Regions from separate parts of the Homo sapiens genome. Here regions 2, 3, 4 and 5 are each linked to region 1. A link is a contact called in ENCODE Hi-C data. All regions are on one chromosome and are shown on one strand. The core of a region is the stretch at or near the end of the contact, and the rest is flanking DNA. Distances in the headings are between cores, read along the strand shown. Region 1 holds the start of SGO1 (shugoshin 1). Region 2 holds the start of CMC1 (C-X9-C motif containing 1). Region 3 holds the start of NEK10 (NIMA related kinase 10). Region 4 holds the start of AZI2 (5-azacytidine induced 2). Region 5 holds the start of CHCHD4 (coiled-coil-helix-coiled-coil-helix domain containing 4).

What was found. Hi-C counts contacts between places; a loop is a spot of excess contacts on that map. Pooled maps may share reads with other maps.
Region 2: a pooled map shows a loop between it and region 1 (10-fold over the local background). The contact joins the promoter of CMC1 here to the promoter of SGO1 in region 1. A Hi-C loop is called at or near these places in 6 of 50 pooled maps.
Region 3: a pooled map shows a loop between it and region 1 (11-fold over the local background). The contact joins the promoter of NEK10 here to the promoter of SGO1 in region 1. A Hi-C loop is called at or near these places in 6 of 50 pooled maps.
Region 4: a map of CD8-positive, alpha-beta T cell shows a loop between it and region 1 (10-fold over the local background). The contact joins the promoter of AZI2 here to the promoter of SGO1 in region 1. A Hi-C loop is called at or near these places in 3 of 168 maps with a recorded cell type or tissue (CD4-positive, alpha-beta memory T cell, CD8-positive, alpha-beta T cell and naive thymus-derived CD4-positive, alpha-beta T cell), 1 of 37 single-sample maps with no recorded cell type and 11 of 50 pooled maps.
Region 5: a loop to region 1 is called in a pooled map, with 19 times the contacts of the local background. The contact joins the promoter of CHCHD4 here to the promoter of SGO1 in region 1. A Hi-C loop is called at or near these places in 5 of 50 pooled maps.

The regions. Positions count from the first base shown.
Region 1 is chr3:20,184,253-20,187,905 of GRCh38, reverse strand. It overlaps SGO1 (shugoshin 1), which reads left to right and starts at 1,700. Exons shown (of 8, transcript NM_001199251.3): 1 at 1,700-1,958. SGO1-AS1 (SGO1 antisense RNA 1) reads right to left here. Exons shown (of 4, transcript NR_132785.1): 4 at 1,791-1,931. RefSeq lists enhancers at 1,223-1,282, 1,303-1,982.
Region 2 is chr3:28,240,312-28,244,175 of GRCh38, reverse strand. It overlaps CMC1 (C-X9-C motif containing 1), which reads right to left and starts at 2,557. Exons shown (of 4, transcript NM_182523.2): 1 at 2,364-2,557. The coding sequence starts at 2,382. RefSeq lists a silencer at 2,265-2,344.
Region 3 is chr3:27,367,197-27,370,973 of GRCh38, reverse strand. NEK10 (NIMA related kinase 10) reads left to right here and starts at 1,591. Exons shown (of 36, transcript NM_001394966.1): 1 at 1,591-1,749. RefSeq lists an enhancer at 1,833-2,333.
Region 4 is chr3:28,346,669-28,350,442 of GRCh38, reverse strand. It overlaps AZI2 (5-azacytidine induced 2), which reads left to right and starts at 1,619. Exons shown (of 8, transcript NM_022461.5): 1 at 1,619-1,842. It overlaps ZCWPW2 (zinc finger CW-type and PWWP domain containing 2), which reads right to left and starts at 1,722. Exons shown (of 10, transcript NM_001040432.4): 1 at 1,240-1,722. RefSeq lists enhancers at 1,013-1,092, 1,131-1,425, 525-1,505, 1,693-1,752.
Region 5 is chr3:14,122,566-14,126,119 of GRCh38, reverse strand. It overlaps CHCHD4 (coiled-coil-helix-coiled-coil-helix domain containing 4), which reads left to right and starts at 1,250. Exons shown (of 3, transcript NM_001098502.2): 1 at 1,250-1,465. The coding sequence starts at 1,444. It overlaps TMEM43 (transmembrane protein 43), which reads right to left and starts at 1,068. Exons shown (of 12, transcript NM_024334.3): 1 at 915-1,068. The coding sequence starts at 926. RefSeq lists enhancers at 434-723, 156-890, 824-1,023, 891-1,625, 2,394-2,493 and 1 more and silencers at 1,214-1,773, 1,784-1,833.

The sequences.
Region 1 (3,653 bases), core at 451-2,950:
TACAAAACATAAGTTCAAATATAAACTCCTAAGCATTTCAAGACGGCAACAGCAGAGCATTAAACCAAATGTACAGCCCTTCTAAGCACCGGTTGCCTGCTCATGAAGCTGGCCCTATTCTCTGCTCTCATGTTCCACTTCATAATTTTCTGACCTCAAACAACAAAAAACCTCTCTGCCCATTCCTTCTTGATGCTTCTACACATATAAGCCACATTGCCCAGTGGCAGTAAACTGAGGGTTAATGGAGTTGGTCTGGTTAACTTGGAAAACGAGGGAGTTGTTGGCTGGAGAAGGGTGTTTCAGCCTCTTCCACTCAAGCCAGGATGGGTACCCAGACTAGAGCAAGCATGTGTTAGCTACCTTTAAAAAACAACAACACACCTTCATAAAGAATGCCTAGATTCAAAACATTTGTTTCGTTTTCATTTATTTGTTCCTTTATTGTCCCAGTGAATATTTACTACTTACTTCAAATTGCAACGAGATGCTGACAATTTAGCTATGAACAAAGCAGATGTAGTTCCTGCCCTTATTCAACTTCAAGAAACAGGCAATGAACGACAAGTCAGTGTCACAAGGAATACCAAGGGGAAAATGCAGGGCACTAAGAAAGTGTAAAGCAGACACTCAGGGGCTTTAGGGGTAGATAAGTCTTTCTGGAAGAATTCATCTGTACAGTGAAACTTCAGTATACATAGGAGTAAGTTCGGCCAAGGGAAAGAGTGTTCTTGACAGAACAGCATTGGCAAAAGTGGCAAGAATTTTAAGAAAATTAAAGAAAATGTACAAGTGATGGAACCAGGAATCATGGGGCTCTTTAAGGACAAAATATCTTAAAGGAGTTTGAAATTCACCTTAAATGCAATAGGGAGCCATTGTAAAGTTTCCTATTTGATACTTGTTTTGTAAAAATATTAATCTATGAAGAATATAGGGAGTGGAGTCTGCGGTCAGAGTGGGTACTAGTGCAATTTAGGGAATGAGATTAGGCTGGAAGCTGGATTGGGGGGAAAAAGATGGGCATGAGAGAAACTTGGAAAGCAGAGTTGAGAAGATCGTGTGACCGACTGGACGGGCAAAGGTTAAGAGAGGATAAATAATCATTAAGGACGATTTCTCAGGCTTCTAGTCGGTAACTGGATGGATGTTGGTGCCATTTCTCGAGAAGAGTTAAAGAGCCAGAGATAGCCGGCAAAGAGAAACATGGAGCTAGAATTTTCAGGTATCTGCAGTTTCCCTAATACCTTTTTAATCCAGAATTTGCTCCTTGTTTTGGTTTTAATTCCTCTAAAAGCTGCTTCCGTGTTGCAAGCTGGCTGACCGCTTTAACAGGCAACCAAAGAGATTCTTCTCACAAGAGGGAGGCTTTGAGCACAACCCGGGACATTTGAAGCTGTCAGACTGAAGAAACAGGAAGCTTTGAACTACCTATCACACTCGGCCTTAAAGGTTTCGGAGTAACTCCACCCGTAAAATCCCCACGACTCTGATTAGAAAGTCCCGGCGGGTCGCCGAGACCCGACCGCAGGCTCCGCCCCAGGGCCAGGTGGATGCCCGGATGTGGACTTGAGCGAATGTGCGTCACGTGACGTCGCCTGGCGGGGCGGGACTCTGCCTGCGACGGTGGTGTTGGGTGCATCCTGCGCCACGTGACCGCCTCCCAGCCAACCAATGGAGGAGCGAGGCGGAAAATTTCGAATGTGGCGGCGGTAGTTCCAGGCGACGGCGGACGGTGGTACGGTCCTGGAGGGCCCAGTGCGCGGGGCTAGCCGTGGCTGGAGAGCTTCGAAGAGCCTTGAAATGTGAGGAGGAGGAAGATAGCTGTTGCAGAAGTAGTGGCCAAGGTATCGTTCTGGACGCGCCTGCGGCAGGAGGGTCGCCGCGTCCACTTCCGCCAGCCCCACCTCCCCCCGGCCTTCCTGGAGTCCCTGAAAGAGGAAGAAGTAGGTTTTAAGGTGCGAAACAAGGGCGTAGTGATCCCTGTTTGACTTCCCTTCGGTTTTCAGTATCATTCTAAATTCGGTGGCCGAAAGCTCGGGCCGTGGAGTCCCACTCGCCGCGCTTTTCGCCGTTCAGCCACTCGATCTGCGCTTTCAGATGTTCCGGCTTCCATGGAGACCCTAATTTCCTACTTTGCAAAATTGTGTAGATTAAGTGATGTGCAAATAAAGCTTTTACAATAGCTAAAAGCCTGGCTCAACGTAAGGACACAAGAAAATTGACAGCAGTTCTTTGTGCAGCGTGATACCGTTGACGTCCTCCTTGTCCAGGCCATTCTCTTCCTCACTTACCCTGGAGAGGCCGGCACTGACTAGTATCCTACCTGGCTGTCTTCGCAGCAGGACTAATTGGAGAATTATGGACGGAGATCAAATATGCTAGGTTCTTTAAATCCAGAGCGCTTACACGAGTACTGTACAGATTGAGACCGTCATCTCGCGCTGTGGTCTGTCTTTGCTTTCATCCCTTCTGTCTACCACACCCCCTGCTAATAACCATCGCCTTATTTAGACAGGATATAAAACTTTTGATATGGCAAGTTTCTTTTGTGATTTTTAACTTGATTAAAAGTAATAACGAAAGCTTTTTAGGTAAGGCTTTGCCTTTAAAATACCTTAACTAAACTAGATCCGTTACTTAATCTGTATGACTCTCAAACATCTCCAATTCTAACTTAATTGTGTAAAACAACCCCTTTACCGTTCGTGCTTTTAAAAATAGCTACCCTATCTCTGCTAGGAACCTCCCAGTACATATTGTATATACCTTGGTAGAAAGAAAGTTCTTAAGTGGTATCTACAATACCTATATTTAAGATTCCAGACACTGCATAGAGGAAAATAAGGCCTGGAGGAAATACTCAAGATTAAGTGTAAGGTTTAGGAAAATATTTGACTATCGTAGAGGAGATGAAGATATCCTTTGTAGTGAAAATTCTGTGCATAGATTGTTATTGGAAACAAGTCTTTTTTTTTTGCAATTTTAAGATCTGCAAAGTGCAATCTAGCGTAAAAGATGTTTGTGAAAAGTGGTTTGACATGTTTAGTAGCATGCTAAAGCCTACCTGATTTGCAACGTTGAAAGATTAAGTATAGTTATGTATTTAATACTCAACGTTTAACTGTATGTACAACAATATTTAATGTCTGATTTGTTATGTTCATAATTTACTGGGAGTTAACAGCCCTAACTTTTAGCCACAGTTTGAGAATACTAGAGTGTTCCTCTGCCCAAGTTCCTGCTCTAGCTCTGTACTTGTTACAATAGCCTATTAAAATTGTATGTAGTGCTACATAGTTTAAACCTCTAAGGAGTACCTTGACTTTCTTGAGACTGTGTGCATATCATAAGTGATAATTGCGTTTAAAGAGTATGGAAAAATAGTTGAATGACCTAATCTGATGAATTAATCATTAGAGAAGAGCTGGAAAACAAAACCCAAATATATAATTGCCTCAGAACTAATGCTGTAAGCTTAAGCAGTAAAAGTTGGTCCTAAACATTTTCTATAAAAAGTGTAAATAATGCATCAAAATATAATAATAAGCATTTTCAATAGTGTCTGGCATATACCCCACAGTGAGTATTTGTTAAAGAATGAATAAGTGGCATATTGTGGAATCTTTGGGTTGGAAATCTATATTCAATAA
Region 2 (3,864 bases), core at 1,308-3,807, 8.1 Mb before region 1:
TTGATGCCATTAGAAAAAATCCAAATGCTTTATTATCACAGCCAGCCTTTGAGGACTTGCAGCCTCTGCAATATCTAGGCATTTAGTGACTACCTACTTTCCCAATATCTTTCCTTATGGATCCCCTCCACACTCTGACCCACGTTCAAGTTAAATATTTTAAGTATTTGCTACCTGATGGCCAAGCACACTCTGCCTAGCTTCCTCTCATCCCTCAGATTCCAATTCAAATGACACTTCCTCATAAAGCTCTTCACTGACTAATCTCTTCACCATCTACCACATGACATTATTTTCTTCATGTTTATCACAATCTGTAAAAATGTGTGTGTGTATGTGTGTGTGCCCACGCACGTGTCTGTGTAGGGGGAAAAGGGGGTGTTAATTGTTTTTTCTACCACTAGATAAGCTTTATTGGGAGCAGGAATTTTGTTTGTCCTATGTACTACTGTTCCCTAGGGTCCAGAACAATATGGGACATATACCAGACACTCAACAAGTCTTTGTTTAATCAATACTCAAAAGGTGGCATGGTCTACAGCACTGGACTGGAAATGAAATTACCTAGGTTCTAACCAGACTTGACTCTACCAGCAACTAGCTGTGTGGCCTTGGGTACAACACAAGATTGGAGTGGCTTATGAGTAACTGGAAGGTAAGCAAGTGAAGAGAGCAAGTATGAAGACTTTTTTCCCAAATTTCCTTGTCTAAATTCAAAAAGTGTAGATATATGGAAATCTTTAACCTCTCTCATTCTCAGTCTCCTCATCCGTATGAGATTACTTTAAAGGTCACTTCAAGTTCAGAAGTACCATAATTAGGCTGGGTGCGGTGGCTCACACCTGTAATCCCAGCACTTTGGGAGGCCAAGTCAGGCAGATCACTTGAGGTCAGGAGTTCCAGACCAGCATGGCGAACACGGCGAAACCTCATCTCTACTAAAAATACAAAAATTAGCCGGCCGTGGTGGCGGGCGCCCGTAATCCCAGCTACTCAGGAGGCTGCGGTGGGAGAATTGCTTGAACCCAGTAGGCGGAGGCTACAGTGAGCCGAGATAGCGCCACTGCACTCCAGCCTGGGCGACAGTGAGACTCCGTTTCAGTAAAATAAAAAAAAAAGATACCATAAATTATATGGGCCTAAACTTGAACCTTCCTTACTCACCCCTCACTTATACTCTACCCCTTCTACCCTCAAGAACCAAATCATGGTAGTCATCCTGAAACCAAGCATCGCACAGTGCACCTTACTATCTAAACCTTTGCTCATAGGGCTGCCTCTTCTCCAGCTCCAACCACTGGAAATTCCATCCCTCAAAGCCCAGATCAACTGCTAACTGCTTCATAACCACCTAGTCCAAAATGAATATGATCATTATGTTCCAGAACTCCTCTATGCTTCAAATTAGAGTACTCCCTGATCTACCACTACCTGCTGGACTAGTCACTTAACTTCTCTTCGCCTCAGTTTCCTAATCTGTAAAATGGAGCTAAAAGGACCTACCATACCACATATTATTGTTGGATAATAGAGAACACTTAGCATGGTAATAACATGTTCAATTAAAACATTATTTCTGTGCTACATATATTTTCCATGCTCCTTGAAGGCTCCGAAAGAGCATTTTCCATTTCTGAATCTCCCAAGTTTGACGCCATTTACCTCTCAATGTTTTGACTTTTTGTATCCATAAAATGAAAGAAATGGACTAGACCAACTACCATTCCCTCCAAAAATGTTATCTATTCCCTTGCAAAAATAGCCTAACGCAAAGATACTGCAGGTGACCTTCCACAAGGACGGGAATTCGAGGGTAAGTTAACTATTGCTGCAAACGGAAGTGGCTGGAAGCAAAGAGATTAAAACAACATTCAAGATTTTGAAGATCCTTTCCAAAGAAACTGACTCCTGCCATAGTGATGGATCCTTTGAAATATGTTTTTAAGTTGGGTTACAAGGATGAACTCGGGGTCCATGAACTCCCAAACAGAAATGTAAAACTGTGCGCCAGAACAAATATACAAATTTTTCTGGGGCCAGAGTGTCTGCAGCATACATTAAATGCATCTGTGACCTTAAGGGGCGAAAAGAGGGTGACAATGAAGAGACTAGTCGCGTTAAGTTGGAAACCACAATGGATGATACTTTAGACAACAAACGCAACCTCAGATAACCATAATCCCCAACAAGTGAGAAGATGACCTCAGACCGGGCGAAGCAGCCGCCGGGTATGAGGAGACGCTGGTGGAAGCAATGCTACCCAGAGCTCTGCACCTTTCCCAGGTCGGCATCCAGCCCGCATGGCCCGCGGCGTGAGACCCGGGGCGAGGCCCCTCGGCAAACCCCGCTTCCCGCCCCGGTACCTGCGGGGTCGAGCGCCATCTCGGCGGGCCGAGAAGAACGTAGCCGCTTGGCGGCTCCGGGGCACGCAGGAAGGGGAGTGGAGGGGAGGGGCTTGGGCTCGGACGCACGTGCGACCCCCGGGAGCTTCCCGCAACAGAAACACGGGCCCTTTGCAAAGCACCGCCAGGACCCGTTCCCTCTTCCTTCCCAGGCTCCTACTTCCGCCGCCCGTTGCGCCTGCGCCTTTCTGGCCCCGCCCCAATCCTGTAACTAGAGTGGAACTGACTTCGCAGGGGGAATGACCAGGAAAGGGGGCGTGTCTGCGTGCCTTTGGGGCGGGACCGTGCAGGACGCGCGCAGCCTCGCTTCAGGAGGCTTGTGCACCAGTTGCAGACCCGGGTCGGCCGTGACTGGAGGCGGACCTGCAGGACTTTGGGACTGTGCCTCACTCGGTGACTGGGCCAAAGTCCGAGCCCCGTCCCCCATACCCGCCTTCGGAGAACCAAATGAATCATCCAGTTCCTTTTTTTTTCTTCGTTAACGTTCATTCATTCATAAATGTCTATTTCATGCCTGCCAAGTTCCAGCCACGGTTCTGAATACGAGGGGAAAATAACAATAAAAATAACGTCCCTGTTCTCAAGGAGCAGTGTGGCAGAGGAGACAAATAAAAGCAACACGCTGTTAAATGTGATAAACGCCACACGCACTAGTTGTTCACAGCTTGTTCTACCATAAAGGTGATATGGTGTGTGCAATATCGTTATTTCTCCTTCAAATCAAAGACTGTGGCTCTCCTAGACGTTAAAATATGGGCTCTAGAAGTACCTCTATGTTGTGAAATAATATCCTCAGGACGTACAGTATGATTTGGGTGATGTTACAAATCCTGCCTCTATCAGTAAAAGCTGTATGTTTTGTGAGAGTAAAATGAAGGAAGGTAATAGCCGTCCCGCTGAAGACCCACTACTCACCTCTTCTCAATAGAAGAAACTTTCTAGGTGGCACTTAGGTTCATTTCCACTCACAAACCAGCCTTCAGAAGTGCTTCCTTGTCAAATTCACGTTTAACTGGCTCGAGCCACGAAAGGGTGAGCTGAGGCCTGGGACAGATGGGACAGATGTTTAGAAAAACAAGGAGCAGCTGCTTCTTCCCTGCAAGGGATTCAGGGCTTTCAAAATGATCCCCTCCCCACCTACCTGCAGTCCCTCCTCCCCTGCTGCTGCTTCCGCCTGGTCAGTTGGCAGAAAAGCTGAGGCAGTTGAGCAGGGCTGGGAAAGTGGGTCTCTGCTCAGCAGGTCTTCCGTTTAAGGGCCTATTTGGGCATAACGGCCCTTATTACAGCTGTAGGTTGAGGTGCCAAGGTGAAGAATTAACGTTTCACTCACCCAGCCAGGGAATCAGGTCCTTTTCCTTGTATATTTTGTAAATATGCTTAGAAATACACCAAAATGACTCTGGTATGCCTCTTTTATTGTTCTGAAGGTGAAGGATTTGATTTAGAAAGCTAAAGCAATCTT
Region 3 (3,777 bases), core at 342-2,841, 7.2 Mb before region 1:
TTTTTTGAGATAGAGTCTTGCTGTGTCTCTCAGGCTGGAGTGCAGTGGCATGATCTTGGCTCACTGCACCTCTGCTTCCTGGGTTCAAGTAATTCTTGTGCCTCAGCCTCCTGAGTAGTAGGGACTAGCATGTGCCACCATGCCCGGCTGATTTTTCTGTTTTTAGTAGAAACAGGGTTTGGCCATGATGGCCAGGCTGGTCTCGAACTCCTAACCTCAAGTGGTCCTCCTGCCTCGGCCTCCCAAAGTGCTAGGATTACAGGTGTGAGCCACCAAGCCAGGCCGACTGCTTAACATTTAGAATGTATGTACAGAATACTTTTTCTACTCAGCATCGGTCTTCCTGCCCCGTCACCTTGTTTTGTTTTATTGGTAACATTAATCCTGATTGTTTTAGATCTCTGAAGTTTAATTAGTTCTGCTATACTCACCAGAGTTTGGCTTTCATCTCGCCTTTCTGCATTTCCAAAATAGGACCGTCTTCATTTTAAAAAATGCTTTCAATTACCCAAGCTTAAGTATTGTTAATCCAATGGGCCTACTTACTATCCACACCAGAAAAACGTTAGGGTTCACTGTATTCATTTAAAATCCAGTTTGGGAAGATGTAACCACCAGACACACACACGAGCGTTTAGTGATACCAAGATGAGGTTGAACAGGGCCCAGTACTCGAAGAAATCGTCGAAGGAGCATCATCGTGGTTAAGACCAGACTCGAAGTAGGTTTTACCCTGACTCCATCACTAGCTCTGCCATACTGGACTACTTAGGAAACTTCTTGTGCCTCCATTTTATAACTAAGTGAAATAAGGAAAGAATTTGAAATCGTGCCCGGCACAAAATTAAGCACTTAATAGATTGGCATTTTTCATTTATTTAAAGTTACAGAATGTCAGGTATATTTTTAAAGCGTTATCTAATGCAGTTCAGAAATTTTAAAGAAGCTCCAGACTTTCACAAAAGGTGAAGTGACTTGCCCAAAGCCACAAAACGAACTGGCGATAGTTATACTATACAGGTTTCTTGAATCCCAGGTCACTCTTTTTGTGAAAAATACGGTGCTGTGGCACCTTATTCTCATTGCCTGTGGCTTGAGTAACTGAAGACGTTTTCATGCCATATGAAAGGTATTTAGCATGCTGCATTGATTCCTTATCAGATTAAATCTTTGCTTTTAAAGAGAATTGATTTTTAGCCCATAGCAATTCTTGAAAGTAAACACTCCAAGATGAAGCTGCCCTTTCCCATCAAAGGTTAGACACCCTAAATCCAGAAAAATCTTCAACGTGTAGGAGACCTGTTCACAGGTAGCTCTAGGTTCCGGTGAAGTGGCTGCAGCACAGCCTTCAGCATCACTTGCTGCCTCTTCTGCTTGCAAGCTTGGTGGTGGATCTAGCGCGTCTCTGGTTGCTACGGCGATTCCCCGGCAGGCGTCATCCGTCGCTATGGCGTTCTGCACTGCGCAGCATGGCTGCTCCCGATTGGCTGAGGCGCCCCAGGTGGCGGAGGAAGAATTGTCGGCATTGGCCTGGCCAGCGCTGGTTGGTGGCCTGGAGGAGGATTTGATTGGAAAACCAACGGTGCAGCTGGCCGCGGTGTCCCTGAGGTTGAGGGGACCGGGAATAGGCTGGGGGGAGGACGGGACGGGCTGAGACTGGACGGGACCCCCGGTCTGCAGCAGCAGGTGACAGCAGCAGGGACAATGATAAGGAGATTGGCCTGAAGGAGGGACCGTCCCTCCCGCGCGGTGAGTAGGCGGGAGCCGGTGCTCGGCTGTGCCGGCGAGCAGCTTGAGTCAGGGTCTCCGGGGAGACGTCCTCAGGTCCCTGTGGAGCGGCCCCGAAGCCTCGGGAGCCAGCTTCACTAGACAAGAGGCAGAGGTAGAGAATGCGGCTGTGGTGGGTAAGTGAGTCACTGCGTGAGGCAGTCTTTTCAAAGCAGGTGGGTTTGTGTTGGACGGATGGATGGTGGGAAAGCGCCATCAACGATGCTTCTTGGCGCTTCCATTTTGATAACGGAATTATTCTGGTTAAATGGAGCCTGAATGTGTCTCTTCCAATCTGCTCCGACGCCTCTGGAGGTTCATTCTTCATCTCTATGAGCGTCGCTTTTCTGCCTTCTCCTTACAGGATGCTGCTTTGACTTTGCCCCTCTGCTTTTCTGCCCTACTTCGGTGAGCCCTTCCACTTCCTCGCCTCAGGCACCATCTATCTGACGATGATTAGAAAGTCTCCAACTGGAACCTAGCCTGCTCTACTAACTGTCAGACCCCAAAATCCAGCTGCCAAGTTAACGCCACACATGTGCAACCCTGAACGCCATCTTCCCCATGTCTGCTGCTGCTCTTGGATTCCCTATTTTGGGCATCACTATCCATTCAGCTTTCAAAAACTACACTCTAGACGACATCCATGACACTTACTGCTGCTTCCTCTGCATCTCTATCAATTATCAAGACTATCCCTTCTTAATAGGTGTTGAATCAATTCCCACATTACCATCTCTATTTTTACTGTCTCAATTTCCACCATCGGTTGGTTAAATTCAACACCCATCTGGCTTCTCCGATTCTAGTCTGGCCCTATCTATCCAATCCACTTTTTTCCCCACCATTGTTGAACTGATATATATATATGTGTATATATATATATATGGAGTCCTTCTAAAAAAGACTCCTTTTTTAGAAGGAGTCTTGCTGTGCTGCCAGGCTGGAGTGCAGTGGAGCGATCTCAGCTCACTGCAGCCTCCGCCTTCCGGGTTCAACCAATTCTCATGCCTCAGCCTCCAGAGAGCTGGGATTACAGGCGCGAGCCACTACGCCTGGCTAATTTTTGTATTTTTAGTAGAGAAGGGGTTTCACCATGTTGGTCAGGCTGGTCTCGAACTCCTGATCTCAGGTGATCCACCCGCCTCAGCCTCCCAAAGTGCTGGAATTACAGGCGTGAGCCACCGTGCCCGGCTAAACTGATCTTTTTAAAACGCACATAAGGGCATTTCCCTTCCCTACTTAAAGTCCTGCAATGATTCCCCATTACCCTAATCCAATCTTTAGTTAGGCCTTCTATCAGCAGTTCCATCTTGATTGTTCCCAGAATATGTCACATTCTCTCCTGTGTGTAATTATCTCACCTGTTGCTCACACTGCCTGGAATGGACTTTCCTTTTTGCACCCCCACACTCCTGCTCTCACTCCCCAATCATTTTCTGTATGTTGCTTGATTACTGTTTCTTTCTCTGGACTGCCTCTGTGACGGCAGAGACCATCTTTGTCTCAGTCACTATTGTTATATATATCCAGCATTTAGCCCAGTGCAAGACATCGTAACAGGTGTTCAACAAATACTTGTTAACTGACTGAATCTCTAAAATGAGAAGTTACTGTTTGCCATGGTATCTTTATTTCTTCCAGAAAAGTCAGAAATGGCCAATGAAGCTTTTGCTTATAAAAGGTAAATATTGAAAAAATGTTATAAAAGGTACAGGTTTTACTTTAATTTCAAGACCCTTAGTAATTGGAAACTACTTCAATTCACAGTTTATAGTTCAAGCCATAATCATTATCACGGTAGCTGTTATTATATGACATAAGCTTAAAATGGTAAAGAGAGAGACAGTACAGCATGGTGTGCAAGAGCTAAGCTTTGGAGTCATACATACATGGGTTTGAATCCTAGCTCTAGCATTTTAATTGTGTAACACATAACAAATTACTTAGCCTCTAGTCAGATTCTTTATCTGCACAATGGGGGTATAATAGCACCTAGCTCATAGGATT
Region 4 (3,774 bases), core at 370-2,869, 8.2 Mb before region 1:
TCTCTCACCAGATAAACTTCAAAATACTGATTTATGACATTTTATCTTTACTTACTCAGAAAGAAAAGATAAAAATGATGTCCCCTGCCTTTTCAACAATTCTTAAATTATTTTAAATTGTGAACGAAGATTCAAAAATATTTCTACACCTTCAAATTAAAAACCAGGTTACCACTTTATTTCTAATAACTTGTGATGCCTCAACCAATTTTGCTAGCATTCTTCAAAACTCTACTTGTAAAAACATACACCTAATGGTTGTTTTAAATTGAAAATTCTCAAAATGCATCATGGAAGCAATAAAAAAATTTAAGGACTGATACTTGCTCAAAATATTAAAAACACTGCTCTCTTCCATTCTCCAGCCCAGTAAATTGAAGCAAATCGTTTCCTTTCTCAACGATAACATTAACACAGATTTCTAAGTATTTTTAGAAATGTCATAAAACTTCAACTTGTGGTCTTTGTTCCTAACAGCTATAAATTTTCACTTAAATCTAAACCAAAAAAGACAATAAAAAAACCAACAACAATAAAAACGAATTTTCATATAAACCCTTGAGTGAAATCCATCCTATTGGGCTGACAGTTGGGCTGATAGTTAAGCGGACAGATGACAAAATACTACTTTAAGGGGGTGGTGAGTAATGTCCGTATTGCTAATCGGCGGTTAGTGACGTTAAATTTTCTATAATTATTGTTCCTTGTTTATTTGTTTATTTAACCAATAATACCTTAGAGTTACAGGGGTTCCACCTGGCTGCGACCTTCAATGACTAATTAATTCAACTACTTGTGACTCCACAGCTAGGGACGGTCTATCATCTAGAAATAACCAAGGTGGTGGCAACTCCAGGGAAGCCGGGCGCAACTCCAGTACTCTGGCATCTTCTCCCTGTCTCTCATTCCATAAATTGAGCAGTGTGCTAGAAGTCGTGGTGTCGTTTGTGAATAATTACAGACCCCTACGCAATTCGTCGAGCTTGTGCCTCAAGTGATCGCCTGAGGGCTTGCAAGTAGTTTAGAAAACAGAGGCTACAGAGGAACGGCTTCTAACAGACTTCCCAGTTCCCAGCCACGTCAGCTCGTAAGCCTGTAACAGCGCTACTGAGCCGAGCCAGCACGCACCACACGGCCCGGGGACCCCCCAAAAGGACACTGAGTGAAAAAGACGCACCAGAGGGCGCCCCTGAAGGGGGACCTCGGCCCAACAGACAAGACGGCTGGTAACGCTCTTACCTAACTCCACTCCGCCTCCGCCTCCTGGCGTCCCGCGGCCCCGCCCCGTCCCGCCGCGGAGGCTCACGGGACATGTAGTACGCCGCGCGCCACTCCTGCACTTCCCCACCCCCACGACCGAACCTGGCTTCGCTAACGCCCTCCCAGCTCCCTCGGGCCTGACTTCCGGTTTCCTCGCGCGTCCCTGGCGCCGAGCCCGCGGACAGCGGCAGCCCCTTTTCCGGCTGAGAGCTCATCCACACTTCCAATCACTTTCCGGAGTGCTTCCCCTCCCTCCGGCCCGTGCTGGTCCCGACGGCGGGCCTGGGTCTCGCGCGCGTATTGCTGGGTAACGGGCCTTCTCTCGCGTCGGCCCGGCCCCTCCTGCCTCGGCTCGTCCCTCCTTCCAGAACGTCCCGGGCTCCTGCCGAGTCAGAAGAAATGGGACTCCCTCCGCGACGTGCCCGGAGCAGCTCCCTTCGCTGTGGAAGCGGCGGTGTCTTCGAAGAAACCGGAAGCCCGTGGTGACCCCTGGCGACCCGGTTTGTTTTCGGTCCGTTTCCAAACACTAAGGAATCGAAACTCGGCGGCCTTGGGGGCGGCCCTACGTAGCCTGGCTTCTGGGTGAGTGACTCGCCAGGGACGGGTGGAGGATAGGGATGCGGGCAATGCCGCGGCCAACCTCCGTAGCTGTTGCCGGTCCAAAAAGACACGTCATTTTTTTCTCACTCCCTCCCGCGCCCCCTCCTTTGACTAGGGAGCGGCCCACTCCTGGGCATCCCTTTCCCCAGTCACCCCCACACCCAGCTGTCCACACCCTTTCCCCTGTCACCCTCACCCCCAGCTGTCCAGGCCCTTCTTGGTCATTCACTTCTCTAATTACTCCTTTTCTTTTCGTACTCTTACTGGGGCGCCTTCAGTTTTTTTTCATTCATTGAGACTGCTAAATGCTTCTTTCCGATACAAATTATCGGAAAGAAAAGAGGGACATTGGCTAGGACGGTACTCCCTGGGGCATCTGAGTGGTGAATATCGACCCCCTGCACTTGATCGAGGGCTAACAGGTATTCGTCGTTTCTCCAATGTCTAACCTGTATACGGTATTCATTCCAGCCTTCGGCTGTTTGTTGAGTAACTACTACTACGTGCAAGGTAGGCTGACACCCTCTACACAAAAGAAACCCCAATACTCGAAAGCGAGATAAAATACCCACGAAAACTCTAGTACAAATCAAACCATCAGTTGCTCCAAGAGGTGATGGAAATTTGCTAAGGTGATCAAAGACAGACGTACCAGAATTAAAATTGACCCTTGCGCCTTATGTGTAGAAGACATTTTGGTTTTTAGATTGGAATTTCAAATTGGATTGAGCAAGATCTCAAGGCAGAATTTCATTTCTCTAAAAACGCCATATCTCATTGCCCAATCTTGTGATCATTTCATCATCTGTAAATTGAGAACAGTGCATCCTTTACAGGATATTTCCAAATTTTAATGTGATATTGTTTGTAAGCCAGACATCTTACGCAAGTAGAAGGTTTTAATATTAAAGAGACAGCATAACATAATGGGAAATGACACTGGATTAGGTCAGAACACCAGTATCTGAATGCTGATTTTTCCATTTACTTGACAATGGGTAAGAGGCTAAACTTTTTCTTCATTTTCCTTATCTCTGAAATGGGTGTAATACATACTCTAAGGCACCAAAGCATAGTTTCTAAGAGTTATGCTGGCTCTGGAGTCAGCTGCCTGATTTTCATTTCTGGCTCCCCTACTTTCTAATGTTTTCATGTCTCAATTTCTCCACCTGTAATCTGAGGAGATTCTTTACAACCTCAGAGGTATTACATAGATTTACTGAATGCTTATGAAGAACAAATGAGATAGTTTCTCCAAAAGGTGAAGCACACTGCTTGGTATACCATAAACGCTTGGCTACTATTAATTACCAATGCAGAACCTTGTCATTATTATTAAGTAAAATGCTGAAGTTTTTTTTATAATCCATGAAGTAATAGAACCAATCTTTTTCTTTTTTATGGCACTTATATTCAGAGTGCAAGTATAGTTGCCTTATCACTGTTAGAAAATAATTTTCAATAACACCAGTAACATTGAATGTATAGTAGATGCTTAGTTGCATTAGAGGTATTACTGTATGAAAGGGATGAAAAGAAGTAGACTGCTCTTCATACCTATGCTAACTCTGGAAGAGTCTTGATCTGTGCAATACAAACTGATTTCTGGACTAACGCAGTTTGTTGGATAACTCAAGAGTCATAAAAATGGAACTGGAGTTTTTCTTCATATTGTATATCTAATGTTGAGTACATTTTTGGACATTTATTGAATTACAGGGCTTTTTATTGCTAATGTACACAGATTAAGAGATGATGTTTTGAAAAGAGGTACTTGATGACCCTTCTTTATAAACTAGTTAGGCTATTTTACAAATTGAGAAAGGGGAATAAGCATTGGTCTGTTCGTCTTCGTAAGACTTAATCCTTGCTCCATAGTATTTTGACTGATTGTACGAAATAGGTTCGGGAATA
Region 5 (3,554 bases), core at 1-2,500, 6.1 Mb after region 1:
GAGAGGACGCTTGGGGACAGAGGCGGTGTCTGGAAATAGGGTGTGACAGGCAAGGGGAGAGCTGCTAGGACACTCTACCAAAGCAGGAGGGAGGGTGTGTCTGGGGCTGGCTGGGCTCCTAAGCGGGCCCTAGAAGCACTTTCACAGAGGAGGGGAGAGGTGAGTCACCAGCTTCTCCCACACCCAGCGCCCTGGTAGGAGGCGCTGCTTGTTGAATGAATGTTGGGCTTAAATAGTTTCCCGAGAAAGGCTAGTTGCAGGGAGAAGAGGCCTTGAGGGAACAGCCCTCAGCCAGGCCTCCTCCAACCAAATCCTTGCTAGGGGGAGGAGGGGCCCCGACAGTAGAGAAATGCTCCCTCTCCCCCAACTCCTTCGCTCCCAGCCCAGCCTAAGCTTTTTGGAGCATCACAGACTCGGTTTACAGAGACTCCCTAGGGCGGAGAGCTCTCTGCCCGCCTGGACAGCCCTGTCTGTCCATTGCTGGACAGCTCCACTTGGGCTGGATCGCCTTCCTCCCTCCCAAGGGACTGGCGCCCTCTCTGAGGTCGCGTCCAGCTCTCATAATGCGCAAGTTTCAGGGCCCCAAGGTACAGGAGGGAACTGGGAATGCAAGGAGGGGCCGCGGAGAGGCGTACAAGCAGATCCCAGTACGGGAGCAACACCTCCGAGTCCGCCTCCGCACGAACGCCGAGGACGAGGCGAGCCAAGGAACACGGACAAAAGAAGCCTGGACAGGCCGCGAGATGAGCAGAGGGATGAGCTGGCGAAGGCACAGACACGGCGAGCAGAGGGAGATGCGGGCCTAGCCGCACGGAGGAGCTCCAGGCGGCGAAATGGACCTAGAGGACCCCGGGGAAAAGCCCCAGGGCGACGGGGAAGCCTGGGTGTGGCCCGGCTGGCCCGGGGATACTCACATTCGCGGCCATGGTGGGACCCGGCTCGCTGCCGCCGCCTCGCGCTGTTCAGCTAGGAAGTGGGCTGACGACTGGAGCGTGGTGTCCAGCGGCCTCTTGCCAGCCCCAGCTTCGAAAATCCGCGTGGACTCCAGGGCCAAGCGGGACTTACTGCAGTTACCTCCCCCTGTGCCCAGTGTTTCTGCGCATGCGCGCGGCGAGACGTCCTGGAAACTATACGGTCCGGGACATTGCAGTACCTCATTGATGCGCCTGCGCACTGCAAAGCTTTCGGGGAAATGTAGTTTCTACTGCCTGGAGAGCTGTCGAGGAGCGCGCGACCTGCTGGGAAATGTAGTTTCCGGCTGAGGTTGGCCTGGCCGCGGTTGCGAGGGCGCCGAGGCAGGCGCGCGGCGGGCAGGCCTGGGAGGGGGCGGGTCCGCGCGGGCTTCGGAGGAGCCCGCCCTGCCAGAGGAGAGGGAGGTCACGGCGTAAAGGTGCAGCTGCCGCCACCGCCGCTTCTGCAAGGTCTCAGGGACGGGCTGCAGCCATGTCCTATTGCCGGCAGGAAGGTAGGGAGGGCGGGCTGCCACGGAGACCGGCCTACGAGGGCCTGCGGGAGACACGCGGGCCCCGGCGCCCCGCGACCACGCCGGGCGCGGGCCACCTGAGGCGCGGCCCAGGTGCCCACCCTGGGACACTCGGAGGCGGGCCGGCTGGGGGGTCGCTACTCCTGTTTTGCGGATGAGAAAACCGAAGCTCTGGGGGGAACGGGGCTGGTCCAAGGTCACAGTGAAGCCCGAACCCTGACCTCAGAGGGGCCTGTGCGTAGGAAGTCGTAAACTAGGTCCGGTTGGGGCACGGGAAGTGCCGAGCACGTTGCGTGTGGCTCGAAACTGGGAATGTATGGTGGTTAATTATCACTACCGCTCCTGCCATACCCCACGTGTTTACATTTTGCACGCGCCTTTAAAAGGCGCGTCCCGAAAAGTTGCCACTCGGGGTAGCGTGTGCTGTGCTGGAGTGCTAGGAGTTCCACTAACGGGAATGTTTTTGAGCCCCCTGCTACCTGTCAGGCACTGTTCAAGGAAACTTGCCTGGCTTGTCTCACAGATCTCGCTGCGACCTTTGTAAGTCAGGCTCTGTTGTTGGTCACATTTTACTGAAGAGTAAAGTTAGACACAGGAGACATGGCTAAAGCCACTCAGCCAGCAAATCGTGGAGCTGGGGTTTGAGCCTGGGCATTGTGACCCCAGAAGAGCCTTATCCAATCTAGTGCCCAGTGGATTGCAGGGAGAACCCTGCCTACCTCCCACCCCAAAGTTGAGCTCCGACCACCTACTGCTTCCTTGATGTTACTCTACCCAAGAGCTCAGAAGTACCCGAGCCACAGGTCGGAGGGCCTCCCCACACACTGCCACAAACTGGCTCCTTGGCCCTGAGCTCCCACCTAACCCCTCCAGGCCCTGGTATCCAGTGTTGTAAAATGAGATGTTGGGCTTCATTGATACGGCAAATACTCATGAAGCACCTTCTCTGCGCCAGAGAAGGGGGATGGATGGTTATAAAACTACAGAGAGAGTTGGAAGTCCCCCAGAAATTCTTTGGTGAATACTCCAGCTCCGTCAGTTAATTCAAGCAATCTGAAGCCCAGAGAAGGAGGTGGCCTACCTGTAGTTACACATCCAGTTAGGAGACTAGCTCAGCCTAAAATTCTGAGCCTTTTCCCTGGTGGCGCTGTCTGCTTCTAGAACCTCTCCTCCTCTGGGTCGTAAAGCCATAAGACTCACTCTTTAATGAGTACTATTATATTTCCGCTGATTACTACTTAATGTGTGCCATAAGCAAAAGTCCTCTGCCCTCACCACTCTTGTTTTTAATTTCGAGTCTTTCTCTAATTTACTTCATTTAGCAAATAATTTTTGAGCCTTTGGGTATAATGAGGCTGTGCTGATAAACAAGACCCTCCTCTTTGAGGATTTACAGGAGGCAGTTTTCTCTGGAAAGGGGAGGCTAGGTCCATCTGCCTCCAAAACATGGAGCCCTATCTTTTCCTGCTTCAAAGATCTCTCTTAGTTCGGAGAGGAGTGAGAATTGAAAGCACTCACTTATAGGCCTTCCTTAGTATTTATCTTGTGCATACCACTGTCCCCGTAAGAAGTCCCTAACTTCCCCCCCTCCGCCCCCCACTGATCCTTTATGCTTCCCATAGGATTTTTAAAAAATGATCCCAAACTGCTTACTGTATCAGAGCTTATGTGATCTGGCCCTGTCTGCCTTTCCAGCCTGGTCTCTTCCCACCCTTTTGCTGCCCAGCCTCTAGCCTCTTGGCTATTCCCTTGGTTTGGTATATCCTGCCTTCAGCTCTTCCGTGGCTGACTCCTCATCCTTTAACATTTAGCTCCAATATCACCTCCTGACCCTTTGTGTCTTTCACATCCTGAACTGTCTGAAATGACCTTTTTTATTTTTTGCCATCTTACTTCCTGCCTGTCTTCTCGCACTAAGCTGAGAGCATCAGATGGGCTGTGGAATCCCCAGCATCTAGCACAGGGCTTGGTGTACAATGGGTGCCCACATCTTTATTGAATCATGCATTTACCTGCCCTCTGTTCTGAGTGAATCACTTGCCTGTACAAGTTTATTTCAGGGGTCCACCTG